Linked DNA regions of Homo sapiens: region 2 is linked to region 1. Evidence: read pairs that join two places in POLR2A ChIA-PET (ENCODE). Cell type or tissue: OCI-LY7. All regions are shown on one strand. Each heading gives the region's core, and the rest is flanking DNA. Links, peaks and the distances in the headings are about the cores only.

Region 1 (8,341 bases), core at 336-8,335:
ACATATATACCCATATATACACACACGTAGGTACATGCATATGTACATACACACGTACATAAAACCCTCTGTGTGTGTGTGCATATATAGATATATATATATATACACACACACATATACATATTCTACCCCAAGAGTTCCACCCCAAGAGTTCCAAAGGGAAGGTAGCAGGGGAAATACAGTTTTCACTTAGAAGAAGCAGACTCAGGTCTCTGTAAAGCTGCATTTTACCACCAGAGAGCTATGGTGTAATCCATGCTGTTAAATCAGCGTTTCTGGATGATGAAGATGAATTCCTCCTCCTTTCTACTTCTTTTCTTGGTCCCCTTACCCTATTCTGCTCACTAACACCTCCATAGGGTCAGAGAAAAGATCAATTCAAATTAGTCAATTTGCTTCTTTTTAGTCGCTGTTGGGAACAAAGTGGGAGGATGAGGAGGTGGCTACTAATGGATTTTTGAAAAGCAGAGTTGAGGCATTATCTGAGCATGATGAGCAGGCTGGCTATTTCCTCCTCACCCATGACAGAGAAATGAATGTTGGCCCTTATTTATAGAGTGCAGTTCTGTACCTGAGCATCTCTCTTCCAGCTCGCAACTCCTACTCATCCTTCAATGCCCAAATCATATGGCTCCTTTTGGAGCCTTCCCTGACTTTCCTGGGCAGAGAACACATTTCATCCTCTGCATCCACATCACTTTGTTCATGTCTGGGTTCTTGTCTGCCATCTGCTTCTCTGTTGGCTGCTTTTGTCTTTGTCACGTGATTAGAAACTCCTTGAGGTGCTGACCTTGTCTGATTTGTCCTGATGTTCACGGCCCAACACAGGGTGTGACCATTGGTAGATACTCAGATATTACCTGTTTAATGAGTGCGTAATTTCTAAAAGAACACTCTGACTTTAGTATTCAGTGGAGAGAGGGTTAAGGAATGGATATTACTCATTCATTTTCTGATGGGAAGAAAATGTAACAAGACCTAAATCCCATCATTTCTACTAGAATAGTTTAAGTTTTTGCCAGCCAGTTCTAAGAGAAACAAAACTTATGTTCTAACCATTTCACAGCTATCTGTGTACTAAGACTGGGCATGAAATGACAAGTTTAGCATTCACTGCAGCATCAATGGTGGGAAGGGACATTGTATGCATCTGCTACCCACAGCCATCTCATTCAGTTGATCTGTGTGAACTTATTTTACAGCCAAGGAAACTATAATCTTATAATAATATATGAAAGAGGTATAAAATAAGCATTTTAAGGAACCAGGGTTTCAAATAAAATTAGGCTCTTTGCCTCTTAAAACTCCAATCCTAATAACTCATCCATTTTTGCTTAAAAACTGTGAGCAGTTCTAAGCTGTCCTCAAAACAGACTCAAACCACTTAGCTTGGTCTGAAAAATCCCTGATTCATACCCTCACCTCCCTCTCTAAGTGAGTCCCTTGGTCTCTCAGACTCACCTCTCCACATTCCACAGTCTCAGGAGGGAGGTGAAGGTGCACAGGATTCCCCGAGGCACAGTCCTTGCCTATGTGTCTCCATCTCCCGGCCTGGAAATTCCTAACACCCTTCCCTGAAGCATCTTAACCTCCTTGCTTGGTTCCTGCCTGGCTACATCTCATCTCCAGGACTGAGTGCAGACAACCTGCTCCCAAGAAGCTTCCATGGTTCCACCCCTCAATCTGGGTCAGGGACTCCTCCTCTGAGCTCCCCAAGCACCCATTCCTAATGCAACACTGATCAAAGTGTGTTGTCTAGCCATTAGTGCGTCTCCTGGTAAAACCAGAAGCAACTCAACTGCAGGGGCTGACCTAGTCCTCATTTATACCCAGTGCCTGGTACAGCACTCACATAGAAGAGGCACTCATATATCTGCTGAATGAATGATCCTCCTTCTACCCTGAAGGCGAGAAAGACCAATAGTCTATCATGTAAGTAAATTCCAAGAGAACAGGTAAAAGTGACCTGTGGGAGGTTCCAGTGGAAAATTCCTACTCTAGCAAATTGACTCTATGATGATCAAATTAAGACAACTGTTTACATCAACCTACTTTATCGATGCAACTTCCCCAAGAAACCTTGATAGCACCAGGCCATGGAGTCCTAAGAATGGGGCCCAGACTCATTAATCTACAGAGTCCCAGTAGCTAGGGCCCAGTAAAGATTTTTGAATGAATGACTAACACTGCATTGGGAAAGAGCTCTGGGGAAGAGAAAGGAAGGGTAGAAGAATCTCCAGAAAAGCCAGCCAGAACATAAACACCCAAGTCCTTTCTGCCCTCGCTTCATTCCACAGGCTCCTCATTCCTTCTGCTCCAATCCTACTGGTCACTCGAGACTGGGTAAAGCCCAAGTGCATTCCCCGATCAGAGATTTAGTTCTGGCTCTTCCTTCTAGCCTTGCTCCCTCACTTTCTCCAGATGCTGCCCAAATAATGCCTTATCCAGAGGTGTTCCCTGGCACTGTATATAAAACAGTAATGTCCATTTCCCTCAACTCTCTAGCTCTCTGACTTAGCTTTATTTTTTTCTGCTTTATTTTTTTCATAGCACCTAATACTACCAGATGTAATACATACATGTTTGCTACTTGTTGATGATCCCTTGATCCTACTTGAATGCAAGCTCCTTGAGAACAGGAACTTGGTTTTGTTCTGTCCTGTATCCCTAGCACCAAGATAGTGCGAGCCACCCACTGCATGGTTCATGTTCCATGAACATCTACTGACTGAATGGATGACTGGGTGAATGACTGCCTTAGAAAAGCTAACAGGCAAGGAAGAAAGCCCTGAATGAGCATGTGCTTGGACCCTGACTGTCTTGCTGAGTGCCAGGCCAGGATACCGGCCCCAAATCAATTGACCCTTACTCTTGGTCTTGGATGTAGGCTAGTCTGAAGGGAAAAAGCCACCGGGAGGGAATTAGTTTTCAGCTAATACCTCATGGGACAAAGGGCTAGGAAAGTAGTAGTTCTAACTTTGGGTATGGCAGAGAAAACCTTCCAATGGCCAGGCTGGAGAGGCAATCTGGCTAAAGTCCGGGTGAGAAAAGGCTTCTATGGATGAAGAGCTCTGAAATAAAAAGGCTGTTAACAGTTTCTCTCCTTTTTAAATCGTTGGGGCTTAACAGTATTTGTGGACAAGGCCTGTCCTAGATTTTAGGCACAAGGCTCAAATGAAATCCAGATATGGGATCAAAGCTATATTCAAGTAGCTCTAAAAAAGGGTAGGTAGGGAAAGGAGCTGGTATTTGCTGAGGTCTCCTGTAACAAGAAACCATGCTCATGCGTGATCTCACTTAATCCTCAACACCAGCTTATAACATGGAGTGTACTATCCCTACCTTACAGGTGGGGAAACAGAAGCTTGGGGATTTAAAATGGTGATTTAAGCAAAATCACTGAGCCAACACAGAGCACAGCTGAGATCTGAAGTCATGTGTGTCTAAGTCGCAAAACTGTTCTCCTTCCTCTGAATTATGCTATAGCTCAGAAACCACTCTAGAGAAAGAAACCACAAGAGGAAGAAAGGAAGCAGGCATGAGATAAACATGTTCCCCAAAGAATAAGAGTCTGGCATAAGAAACAAGTCTGGGATAAGACAATCCTGGGAATGCAAAACAAGCTTTAGATATCACCTGGTCTTACCTTCTGTCCTGTGCTTAGCTTCGTGAAATGCTTCTGGTTTTAGTTTTTCAGAAAAGTCAAGGTATCTAGCTGAAAAAGAGCTTCAAGACAGGATAGCAGAAGATAACACCAAAAACTAGTGCAAGAGTGAAGATGTGTGGCCATCTCAGTGTGTTGGCATTTTTTTCATGACTCCTGACCATGATTCCTTACACTGGGCCTGCGTAAGAGAGATGTGTTAATATACCACAATCCAGGCAGCTGAACGCTTGACCAAACTTTAGTCATCTAGGAGGAATGTCAGCCTACATCAGGTGCAACTCCAATGAAGACATTCTAGTAGATGTGGCCACATTCCTTGCACATAAGAAGGAAAGGATCCATAAGTGACTGGGAGGAGGGGAGAGAGACGAGCAATAAGCAGACAGAGACATTGCGTTGGTGGTCAGGAAAGCGGGTGATGAGAATGGTTAGCTGCAGCCTGTCTGCTGTAAGCGCCCTTGGATGAAACTTCATGAACTGAATTTGTTTCTAAAGATGTTGTAGCAGGTGGGATGCAAGTCCGTTCTCTGACATGGGATCTAAATTCCATCTCAGATTGGCTACCAAAGGACCTCTCCTCCTACTGTCTAAATCTAGTTGGCTAGCATGGGCAGAAAGGAACACTAAATGATTCTGCAAGGAAAAAGGAACCTAGATCTACAGCTCGACTCTGTTCTTCCCCTGCATGTAATTCTCAGCTACCCTCTTTCATTCCTTAACCCTCAAAAGCCTCAAGATAGCACAGATCCCACTCAGAATACAGCTATAGAACCCAGAGCCTTGAACCTTTTCCTTAATAGTTTCATGTCTTTCATAACATAAGCATGCATACGACATACTTCCTGCAGTATAATGATGGTTATCAGTGTGCTACACGTTATAACGAAAGTCAATTGTTTCTTACCTGGAAATATCTCCTGTGATTCAGTTTCACCAATCCAGGCTGATGGGATGAACCAGCTTAGCTGCTGTCTGGCCAAAGTAAGTTGGACTTCCCAAATCAGGACGGTGGCCTCCTAGAGTCCTGTAGCTTTTCTGTCCTTAAGATGGTGGTACCCTGCTAAAAAGGGAATGCAAGTCATGTTACTGTGAGAAGCAATTTCCTATTCTCCACTAGTCACAATGTATTTTTTAAGGAGAGCAGAGAGTCACAAGATCACAGATTATCAGGCCTGAAGGACATCTAAGAGATAGTCTTGTCTAATTCTTTCATTTTATAATTAGGGGATTGAGGCTCACAGAAGAAAGCAGCCTCACTCAGGGACTCAGCAGTTTGGGAGTTGAATCCACATTGGAACATGTCTCTGACTCTCTGGCCTTTGACATATTTTTTAAATGCAGCCACATGGTCAGGCTGACTTCTCAAACAAGTGGTCATTGACCTTGAATGGGAAGTCTTTTTATTTTTTATTTTTTGTTTAACACATTTTGAAAAAGGGAGGTGGCACTTTTTCCAGATTGCTGTTTTTGTAGTTTCACCCCTGGGAGCTAAATTAGTAAAACAGCCCACCTCAGGCATGTGGTTGGGATGGTTCTCCCTGTTTCTCATTAGAAAAATATTGTTATAAAATACCATGACCCATGAACACAGTGACACAGTGGGGAGTGAGCACTGCTCTTCAGTGAGAAGCATATGTGGGCCCAGGTCTCTCTCTCTCTCTCTCTTTCTGTCCACGTTTCAGAGAAACACAGCAACAGACATGAACTCTTTTTCCATGAGTATCATTTATTGCAGGGTTTTTTTCCTGGCTCCTGTGCATTTGAATGGCCACTCCTTTGTGCAGAAAACCAAATCATAGAAAATAGAGGGGAGCTTTCACTTATTAAGCAAATATCTGTCAGGCATACCATGAGAATTGTATAAATATACTTTCTTATTAATTTGTCCTCAAAAAATCCCAGTGAGATACCATTAATTCCATTTTTCCAAAGAGGTAGGAAACCAATCTTTCAAGAGCTAGGATGATCTACAGAGTCAAAAAGAGATACAATGCAGAAGCAGAAATAAACTCATGTCTCCTAAATCTACTTTTTGCTATCTAAACTGAACTATATAGTTTGTTACTAGGGCAAACACTAGAGTTGTCTGTTTTTTCCAATGTTTCAGCTCAAATGCATGAGACAGTTCTTTAAAGCTGAAACTGTGGTAAGGGCATGAAAGATTATTTTTATTAGATTCTCTTTCTGATGGGGGTGGGGGATGGTGGTGGGCTTGTGGGGGAAGTAGGGGTCTAAAGTCCAAGACTTCCTGCCAGGCTCCCAGCTGGGGCTCCCAGGCCCCCAGAGGCTGGGCTGGTTCTGGCTCTCAGCAGCAGGGGCAGCAGCAAGAGGGCACCTCAGGAAGTCACAATTATCAACGCTCCCTGGCTCAAGGCTTTGTTCCTGTTCTCAGACAACAAGGGACATGCCAGGAGAGATGGGGTGGGGGTGGAGAAAGAGGAAGAAAAAACAGGAAGTGAAGTGGGGGAGGAGGGAAGGAAATGATAGAGAAAACACAGCAACTCTGAAATGTCCTTGGCTTGATGAGAAAGTGATTTCTGAGTGGACGTTAGTGGAGCTGGGCCCTGCATTTTAGGAAACCGGATTGTGATGGTAACAGGGCAGGGCAAAGACGTTTACTTCCTCCAAACTCAGGGTTGGGGTCCACAAATTCCACTTCCCACCACCAAGCACCGCCTGGCACAGGGATGTTTTCCACACCTCAGGTGTAGACATGGAAGGTGGTGAATTTCCAAAGAAGGATTCTGGGGTAAGGCCCTGTTCCTCACCTTTTGACTGTGGCTGAGGGGCCAGGCGTGTCACAAAAGGATCTGGAAACAAGAGAAAAGCTCTCAAAGTGATCAGGTATCAGGGAGAGCTATCCCATCCTCACTGCTTTTTTTTTTTTTCTCAAATGTCCTCAGAATTGAACCCATTTTCAGTGTGCATGACTGGGATGGATTCACTCAGCTGGGTTCAGCACAAATGCTGCTATTTTCCACCACAAAACCAAGAGGGTCAGTCAGGCGGAACACCGGGTTTCCTCCTGATCATCATTCTAAGACACCTCCTGCTTGTCTTCCTGTCCATTTTGTTGACTCCATTTACTTACTGAGGCTTACAGAAATTCCCCAACTCCAAATGCACATTGTAAAGAATGACAGTCACCTGGTAACTTGAACAACCACACACAGAGATGACCCTAATAATAACTTAATAACCGAATACCACTTCTACTAATGCTAATACTATTCATAGACCCCTGATGGGCACCAAGGGGTAGAGAATGCAGAGCCCGTAAGCCATCACATACTGGTTCCCCTACTCCAGCGGGCCCCCTGTACTGGCTACGCATCTAAGAAGCTCACAAAAAATACAGACCCAATCCAGAGCAGCGGTCAGGAAACTTGTACGGTTAAAAATCTTCTGAGAGGGTTTTAGTGCCACCAACTTGGCTCTGATCCATGGACTAGCATTCAGTTAACACGGACCCCCACTCAGCTCTCACCCTCACCCCACCTTCTCCCACCTTACAGATGCAACCACAAAGGCTCGCCAAGGGCAGGGGCTCACTCCAGGTCCCACAGCTAATGGCCTCCCAGGGATCTGCCCCACTACTCCAAACCAAACATAGAACAACAAAAAGTCAGCATATGTTTGAGAGGACTCCAAGCCTTCTGAAGCAATTGCTGATGGTTTACTGTGTGAGTCACCCCGGGGCCAAGTGTCCATTAGGGAGAACAGAGAGCAAGGGGGGAAAGAAACTGAAAACTCTCATCTCGCATCTCCACAGGCAGCACAACCTCACATATCACCAGCAACACCAGCATGCATTTGCTCCCATCCAAGCAGCCACAGGCGGCCCAGGCTACTTCCACAGTGCTATGCCCTGTGCCTGGCCTGGTGGGGCTTCACACCACACAACACAATCAGGAGTTTGCCCTTCTGTAGCACCTGGCAGCCAGTGAAATGCTTTTCCATATCTTTTCATCTTTGCTCATTTTGAGAGCGGTACAAAGCTGAGGGGTAATCACCCCAGTTTATAAATGGAGAAGCCGAAATCAGAGACAGGAGGTGCCTTATCCAGAGTCTCAAAACAGAACTAGGGCCCGAAATAGGCATCTCCTGTCTTCCAGTCTAGCGACCTTTCCCCATGTCCTGTCCCACCCCACCCCATTCAGGGGAGGGCTAGGGAAGAGCTTCAAACGGCTGCTGCCTTCCCCTTCTGAATGGCTCTGGAAATAGAAAAGCAAGGCACAACAACTGAAGGGAAGGCAATATCCACTACGGGAGGCCGAAAGGGCCCCAAAGACTGTGTCCCCACCCTCCGGGGTGGGCAATCAAGGGACCCAAAGCCCAGGGTGGGGCATGCTTGTGCCCACAGTTCACCAGCAGCAGAGCTTAGACTGAGTCCCTCAATGCCAGAAGCACAGAGCAACACTGAGAAACCAGAAGGGGCAGGTGTTTGGATAATAAAAATAGCTAACACTGATCAAGTACTTACTGTGTGTTGGGCTTTGTTTAGCACTGTACATGTAGTGACTCCCTGAAACCTCATGGCAACCAAACTAGGTAGGCATTATTATTGTCCCCTTTTACAGAAGAGGTAACTGAGGCACAAAATGATTAAGTCACTTGTCCATGGGATTTAGCTTTTGAGTGATAGAGTCAAGGTGTGAACTTAAGCAGTCTGGC
Region 2 (8,341 bases), core at 68-8,067, 55 kb after region 1:
GAATCCACTTAATGTGGGTTTTCTTCTAGAAAGGAAAAAGGAATATTAACTTTTACTATACATAGTTAATCATTTCCAGCTCTTAGAATCTCAGAGGAGAAGGGGCTTTAGACATAATCTAAACCTATTTATTCATTTGACAGACAGAGAAACTGAGGCCCAGAGAGGGAAGATGATTTCCCAAAGTCATAAGGCAAGTAAGTGGCAGAGCTGGGATTCAAAACCACAGCAATCATGTGCTGCATCCAGGCTGGTGTTTTTGGGTCTCCCTGATACTGAACATTCACCCCACCTTCTGATATGAACACCAAAGTTTGCAGTGTGTTGCCTATCTAGGATGCTCGTCTTCTGTTTGAAAATTATCAAGTTCCTCCACAATTTCTCATGGATTCCATTGGCTTCCATTAAGTCTTGTCTCCAAGAAGGATGAGTGTATATGGTGTAAGGCCCTGGCCAAATATGTGGACAAGAATCAGAAACTGCCCTTCTAAACAGGCAGAGTGATCTAATGGGAAGAGCTCGTAGTCTTCAGCCCTGGGTGGTGGGAACAGCTCTACTTTGAATTCCTTGTATGATTTTGAGTGGGTCAGCAAACTTCTCTTGTCTCAATATCTTTATTTGTTCACTCTGGATAATAAATGCCTGCCCCGTCAACCTCATAAGAATGTTGAAAAAATCATATAAAGTGACAGAAGTGAAAGGACTGCGAAAAGCAAAACAAAAAATCATTATTACACCTAGCAGAAGAAACACAGCAGAATATGTTGGTTTTGTTTATTGCCAAAGTGACACGCGTACTAATTTGATGCTCATTTCCTGCAGGTGGTCAAGGGTTTTTTTTTGTTTTGTTTTGTTTTGCTTTTATTTTTTTCCAACCAAGTGTCACTGATGTTTGGAATACATTTTATGTTTTTACATATTTAGGTTGAGTAGAATTGACCCAGAGGGAAAAAGGGAGAAAGTTAGAAATAACAACAAATGTACCCAGATGTGAGTTTACTCAGGACATTATGAATACTTCAGTTTGACTGAAGTAATGGGAGATTTAGAGAGTGGCCATTATAGATAAATTTTCTAACTTTCTAAGGAGATTCTACTAGTTATTGAAGGTGATGGGGGAGTGTGTCAGTAACTAAAGTGTGATTTCAGCATGCATCTATTTCTTTTTTATTTTTTGTCTTGATCCAAGCACTGATAATCTAATTCACACTAAGGAGTAATGACTGAGAGGTGCTTACCTCATTCTAAGGGATACATTGACAAACATTAATGTAACAAACATCTATGTTCTTGTCACCCAGAATATTAACATTTTGTTATTTGTGCTTCAATGTTTCCTCTTAGGTAATAAGATTAATGTTCAACTGAAAATTGAAAATCAGTGCCAAGTCATTTCGGGCTCTTCTCTTTTTAGGGGCATCGAGAGGACTACATTTCCCTGCCACCTTTGCAGGGTCATGTGATCAGTTCTGACCATTGGTTTGTGGGCAGTCGTAAGTCACTGTTGGGTTGGAAGCCTTAATTGGCAATGTGGGCAATGTGAGCAATGTGAGATGCTTCAACAACTTGTACCCCTCCTGTAGCATGTTGGAGTTGTTATAACCATACTTAACCCAACTGACACATCTTCCAGCCCCATTGCCATTCTTCTCCTTATGGACACAACAACTATCATAAATTTCTTGGGAATCTTTCCATTCACACTATCTGCACATTCCTTAAACAGCTATATACACTTAATATATTGCATGGTTTTAAAGTTGATGTAAATGCTATCATATAATATTATGGTTCTTTTGTTTCTTCAACTCAATAGTTTGGGTTTTTAGAATGTTCCTTCATGATTACTACATGATTCTGTAGACTATGTACATATTCAGTTTTACCAGATATTGACAAATTCCTCTTTAAAATGGTTCTACCATTTTATTGCTCACAGTAACAATGCATCAGCTTATTGATGTCTCCACGTATTTTCCAATATTTCTGTTGTCAAATTTTCTGGTATTTTTTATTTGTGAGATGTAATTTTATTGTTTTCATTGACATTTTCTTAATTACTAATGAAAGACTGAAAACTGAGCATCTTTTCATATGTTTACTGATTTTTCAGTTTTTCTTTTCTGAAAAATATTTAAACCTATCCTTTGTAATTATGGCTATTGTATCTTTTATAATTTATAATTGAATAGTTTATTATTGTTTATGAAAGTCAGATATTATTTTCTGAATATTAATTAATCACTTACTATATGTGTTGCTAATTTATCTAATCTGTGGCTTTCTTTTTCACTTTGTGGCATCTTTTATCATATAGAAGGGCTTAATTTTGTTAAAGCCAATTTAAATCATTTTATAATTTCGGGTTTTTTTGTTTGTTTCTTCTTTAAGGAAGCTTTTTCTCACCAAAAGTCAAAAACATATTTTTTCAATGTTTACATCTAATGTTAAAGTTTATTTTTCACTTTGATACGTATAAAATATATTTGGGAAAATAGTATAAGAAAGGGATCTAATTATTTTCTTTTAGAAAAAGCCATTTGTGCCAACACCATCTTTTCCATTTTGTTTTCTAATACCTCTTCTAATGTAAACCAAGTTCACATCTATCCCTGTTTGCATACTACGTTGTTCTGATTAATCTATTTTTATAATACATCTTCATCTCTGATATTTAATGTGTCAACTTTTTTTTCCTGATTTTTATACTTAATCTTAGCCAAAAGGCTGAGAAGCGATTTTTTCCTGATTTTTATACAAATTTATTGGCTTTCTTTGGCATTTTCTCTTTGATATGGACTTTGATGTATATATATATATATATATTCTAAAGTCTGAATATATAATATATATATATTCACATGCAGTCATACATATATATTAATGTGTGTGTATATATAGACACTTCACATGAATACATACTGGCTTTTTGATGAGAATGTTTTAGTATTTTTGCAATTAACATAGGGTGAACCAACCTAGTTATGATATCTTATAGTTCCTTCTATGAACATAGTATTAATATATATTCTCATTTATTGTTTTTCTTTTAAATAATAATTTTTAGTAATTTTGTTTGTAACAGTATTGCTTATAATCTTTAGATTTATTTTAGGTACTCTGTAATTTTTATTGCTATTGTGAATGGATCATTTTGATATTGTGAATAAGAGAGTTTTAATTAGTTATTGCCAACATGTAAGAAGTTATTGATTTATATATTGTGATTTTATTTGCAGCAATCCTGATGAAATCTTTTATTGATTTTCAATATTTGTCTTTTTATTCTGTATAAATCAGAAGTTTGCAAATTATGACATTTGGATCAAATGTAGCCCACAACCTGTTTTTATAAATAAAGTTATATTGGAGCATAGCTAAATTAATTCACTTGTGTATGATCTATGGCTGTTTTTATGCTTCAGTGGCAGAGCTGAGTAGTTGTGATAGAGAATGTATGTCCTAAAAAGTCAAACATATTTACTTCTGGTTTTTCACAGATACAGTTTTTCAACCCTTGATATAGACCGTCACATTAATTACAGTTAAGTGTAGCTGTTACTTTGTCTTTCAAATTCTTATTCCTCTTAATTTATTTTTCTTATCTTATTACACAGGCTTAGATCTTCAGTACAGTGTTGAACAATGGTGCATATATCAATCACCCTTGCCTCATTTCTGAGTTTACTCAGAATATCTTTAGAATTTTACCTTTAGTTGTGGTAGTTCAATAAGTTTTTGGTAGCCACTCTTTATAAAATTAAGAACATCTTCTTTTATTTTGCGTTTTCTAAGGGTCCTTATCACAGATGATGGCAAATTTTATCTAACATTTTCTCTATATTTCCTATGGCTTTTCTCCTTTAATTTGTTTAATGTGATAAAATATACTGGTAGCATTTCTGCTGCTGAATTATTCTTGAAATCCTAAGAGAAACCCTAATTGAAGCTACTGATTTGAATTACTTTTACTTTTATTTAAGTTTTTGCAATCTCCAGGATTATTTATTGTTTCTCTTAATTGTTCTTCTGTGTCATCCATTTTCTTATATGGTTTATAATTTTGGCTATGAGGATATTTTCTATTAGAAACCCATGTGATTTGCTTTGGGTGACAGTTTCTCATTTGCATCACTGATGCTTTATGAGCTTAAGTGTACTGGACTAATCTTTATGTTAATTTATTTCTTTGGTGTCCTGGAAAACTCAACTAGCTTAGATTTGGAACCCTTCCTGTGTTTTGATTTTTTGCAGGTGTGTTTATTTTTATTCCCTGACCTAGGTGGATAAGAAGCTTCATTACAGCTTTCTTGGGTTAGATGGACAGTGATTTTCTACTTCTTTCCATTTTTTTTTTCTTTTTGAGACAGAGTCTCACTCTGTCTGTCACCCAGGCTGGAGTACAGTGGCACAATCTTGACTCACTGCAACCTCTGTCTCCTCGGTTCAGGTAATTCTCCTGCCTCAGCCTTCCGAGTAGCTGTGATTACAGGCGCATACCACCATACTCAGCTATTTTTTTTTTTAATTAGAGACGAGGTTTCACCATGTTGGAAGTCTGGTCTCTAACTCCTGGCCTTGAGTGATCCACTCACCTCAGCCTCCCAAAGTGCTGGGATTACAGGTGTGAGTCACTGCGCCCAGCTGGTGGGCAGTGATTTTTTTACAAACAACAATACCAGTGGCTGCAGAATCAATTCAGATCACTCAGTTTCAGCTGCCCACACACATGGGGCTCCTGGCTGAATTCCCCTCTCTGGGTGGCATTAATCCTTAGTGCCAGCTGTTAAGGCCTGTACCAGGTTCCAATTTCCCTGTAACACTTTTCAGTTTTAAATCTCACTTACCATTTTGAGATCCCCTCTAATTTTTTTCTCAATGTGGAATTTTCCTTTCTTGGTCTCAAATTAGGCTATGGATTTACAATTCCTAGCTGATTACTTTTTCCATTTTTAAGACGGCATGTCTACAGTGTTTTGAGTAAGGGGAGTGTTTTCCACATCAGCTCAGTTTGAATTACTTTTCAGAGGACATAAGGACGTATATATTCTGAAAGGAACACACAAAACCTTAGTAGAAAGGAAGATTCTTCTGCAGGCAGGCCAGACACTTTGTAGGTAAGTGCACAGGAAACACGGGGGTGAAGCTGGCTTATTTTTGACTCTCAAATAATTCCACATATTTAGCAAAGTGCCAACCCTTCCTGGTTACACAACTAACCCTTCCACTGCATCTTCTCTCCTTTCACTTCTGAAGTCACTAAAGGCTGTGACAAACTCTCCAGGATCAGCCCAGCTAATGCCTGCTTTGAGTGGTGCCCAGTTTGATTCCTAGGTACTGCCTCAGCCGGTAGTGTGTGCTTTGTGAAGTTCTCTGTCCATCCCTACAGGAAAACAGGATGTCTCCTCTTTGAGCTGTGGCTACAATTATTGTCCCAAATGTTCATGTCTTTAGAATTGATGTCCTCTTTTTCTCAATCTAGGTCAGTGCTTGGGCTTAATGACTTTAGCTAGAATATGCGATTGAAGTTAAAGACAGCTAAAGCTGTAAAAGACTGTTTTTCTGTCTCAAAATTTATAAACTTGAAAAAAGTTATCACTCTACTTTGACAACTTCAGGCTTTTAAGGATTTGGATTCCTTAGTCCACATTTAAAAAATTCGTTTAAGAAAATTATTCATATCCTGAGGTTACTAAGTGATGAAAATAACACTATATGAGTTCATTAGTCTCTAATATGATTTTTCCTCTCGTTTTATTACCCAATAAAGGAAGTTTTTTCAAATGATGTATTTGGGAGGCAGAAGAGAAGGAGTTATGATTGGTTTCTTCATGGCTATTATCAACCATAAGAGAAAAATTCAGCTAGTTTGCAATTTTCAAAGAAGTAGAGAGATTACTTTGTTAATGTCTATTCAGTTCATTTTCTATTTGAGGAATTGAAAATTTGAGTGTGGTTGCAGAGAAATGACTGAAGAAAGCTTAAATTGCAATATAGTGGCATTGCTTCATCTGCAGAGTTTCTTTGAAGTTGCTTGTAGTGAACGTGGGAATGTGAGTAGGAACAGTAGCCTTGCTTCCTGCAGTTGCACACTTATCCTAAATGAAGGCTTTTGGTAAAAATCACTATTATCATCAAAAAAGCATTTATGGTCTGTACATAGTTCTTTACAAAGGCTTAAAAAAGGCTCAATTAGAGATTATGCATGAATTTGTTGATGTTATTTAAGATAGACAAGAGTGATCATGTTAATCAGAGGACATACAGACACCTGAATAGGCAAGTAATTCACGAAAGAATTGTTGTATTAAAATTCTATAGGCCAAGGGGACATATTTGGGAAAAAAATCAGCACTGGAATGGGAGTCAGGAGACCTGGGTTTCAGTCCTGCTTTGATAGCACTCAGCCGAAGGAACTTGGGACTCAGCAACCTCCATGGGCTTCACTTTCCTCATACGACGTTAGACACAATTAGGAAGTCAGAAGGCAGTCGCTGAAGAAAAATTCCAGTGTGGTTTCTTTACATATGGGCAATAAAACAAACATGAGTCCCTGCCTTCCAGAAGCTCTGTTTGAGAAAAACAAGCCCATGGAAATGGTAGAAAGACTTCTGGTCAACTTTGCTAAACTGCTGCAGAATTAAGCAGAAGTTGAAGACAGGTTATCAGATATGGCTTCCAAAGGGAGGTACAGAAAAATGTATCTAGAAAGAAAGGCTGAATATGAACCGTAGAAAAAGTAATCCAGGTTGGATGATGGCATGTATAAAAGCCTGGGAGGCACTGACCCTGAGGAAGAGAAGTTTCCAGAAACCCATGAGAGTAGTTGTGCAAAGTCCCCTGTGGCCCCAGAGGACAGCAATAAGACTAGAGGTGGACACTACGGGGGGCCAGAGCCCAGCTAGACCCAAGGGAGACTGCACATGGCGTGCTCTTTGACTGGAAGGCAGTGTAGCTTTTTAAACCCTGAACTTGCCCTGACATGTCTTTGTAGCTTTCTGGCCCTGTTTTATTCTTTTTTTTTTTTTTTTTAATTATTATTATACTTCAAGTTTTAGGGTACATGTGCACCATGTGCAGGTTTGTTACATATGTATACGTGTGCCATATTGGTGTGCTGCACCCATTAACTAGTCATTTAGCATTAGGTATATCTCCTAATGCAATCTCTCCCCCCTCCCCCCACCCCACAACAGCCCCCAGTGTGTGATGTTCCCCTTCCTGTGTCCATGTGTTCTCGTTATTCATTTCCCACCTATGACTGAGAACATGTGGTGTTTGATTTTTTGTCCTTGCGATAGTTTGCTGAGAATGATGGTTTCCAGCTTCATCCATGTCCCTACAAAGAACATGAACTCATCATTTTTTATGGCTGCATAGTATTCCATGGTGTATATGTGCCACATTTTCTTAATCCAGTCTATCATTGTTGGACATTTGGGTTGGTTCCAAGTCTTTGCTATTGTGAGTAGTACTGCAATAAACATACGTGTGCATGTGTCTTTATAGCAGCATGATTTATAATCCTTTGGGTATATACCCAGTAATGGGATGGCTGGGTCAAATGGTATTTCTAGTTCTAGATCCCTGAGGAATCACCACACTGACTTCCACAATGATTGAACTTGTTTACAGTCCCACAAACAGTGTGAAAGTGTTCCTATTTCTCCACATCCTCTCCAGCACCTGTTGTTTCCTGACTTTTTAATGATCGCTATTCTAACTGGTGTGAGATGGTATCTCATTGTGGTTTTGATTTGCATTTCTTTGATGGACTGGCCCTGTTTCATTCTTGCACCATGATAGATTTGTATTCCGAGAACTTTACAAGGCCCTTTTTGGTTTTCTCTGATTTTGAGGAAAACTTTCTGTTAGAGCTACACAAATTGCTACACAATAGAGCTACAAAATAGAGCTACACAAATTTTGTTAGTGCCACACACTAACTACACAAATAGTGTGGCAGGGTGTCTGCTGTCACTGGACACACTCAAGCAGGGTTTCTTGGCAGCCTTGCAATGCTGTAGAAGGAGATAATTTCTACGCTGGGTCAGCTCCTTTCATGTCAAGGTTCTGTGGTTTTTTTAGTAAGCGGCAGAAAGAGTGGGCAGGTTGAGGAGGGCTGGCACAGAAAGGATCATCTTGAATGCAGGTCTGGAAATACACTGTTGGCAGCAGCACAAGGATCCAAGAAGTCAAAGGTATTGGGGAGAAAGCTGCAGCTGCCTGAGCTAGTAAGGATGAGGGAAGGCGGATCCTGGTGAGTCTAGGGTGGAAGAGCAGAGCCAACTGGCTGAGAACTCACTTATACAGGGAAAAGGAGAGGATGACGGGGCCATTC

What was found. ChIA-PET counts read pairs that join two places held together with the same protein. Peaks named below come from ENCODE experiments on the same cell type or tissue, not always from the same donor. Only the 100,000 strongest peaks of a DNase experiment are listed, where the experiment ranks them.
Region 2: POLR2A ChIA-PET joins it to region 1 with 12 read pairs; 6 of 35 experiments call an interaction of 5 or more read pairs at or near these places.

Annotation. Positions count from the first base shown.
Region 1 is chr2:16,619,293-16,627,633 of GRCh38, forward strand. It overlaps CYRIA (CYFIP related Rac1 interactor A), which reads right to left. Exons shown (of 12, transcript NM_030797.4): 2 at 4,572-4,727. Among named protein-coding and RNA genes, the nearest start is that of CYRIA, 42 kb to the right of the region's middle. In OCI-LY7, for the core only: a CTCF peak has its summit at 6,000; DNase peaks (open chromatin) are centred at 3,439, 6,079, 6,669, 8,109 and 1 weaker place; H3K4me3 peaks cover 5,332 bases; H3K27ac peaks cover 5,835 bases.
Region 2 is chr2:16,674,520-16,682,860 of GRCh38, forward strand. No RefSeq gene overlaps it. Among named protein-coding and RNA genes, the nearest start is that of CYRIA, 13 kb to the left of the region's middle. In OCI-LY7, for the core only: no CTCF peak of the experiment used is centred there; no DNase peak of the experiment used is centred there.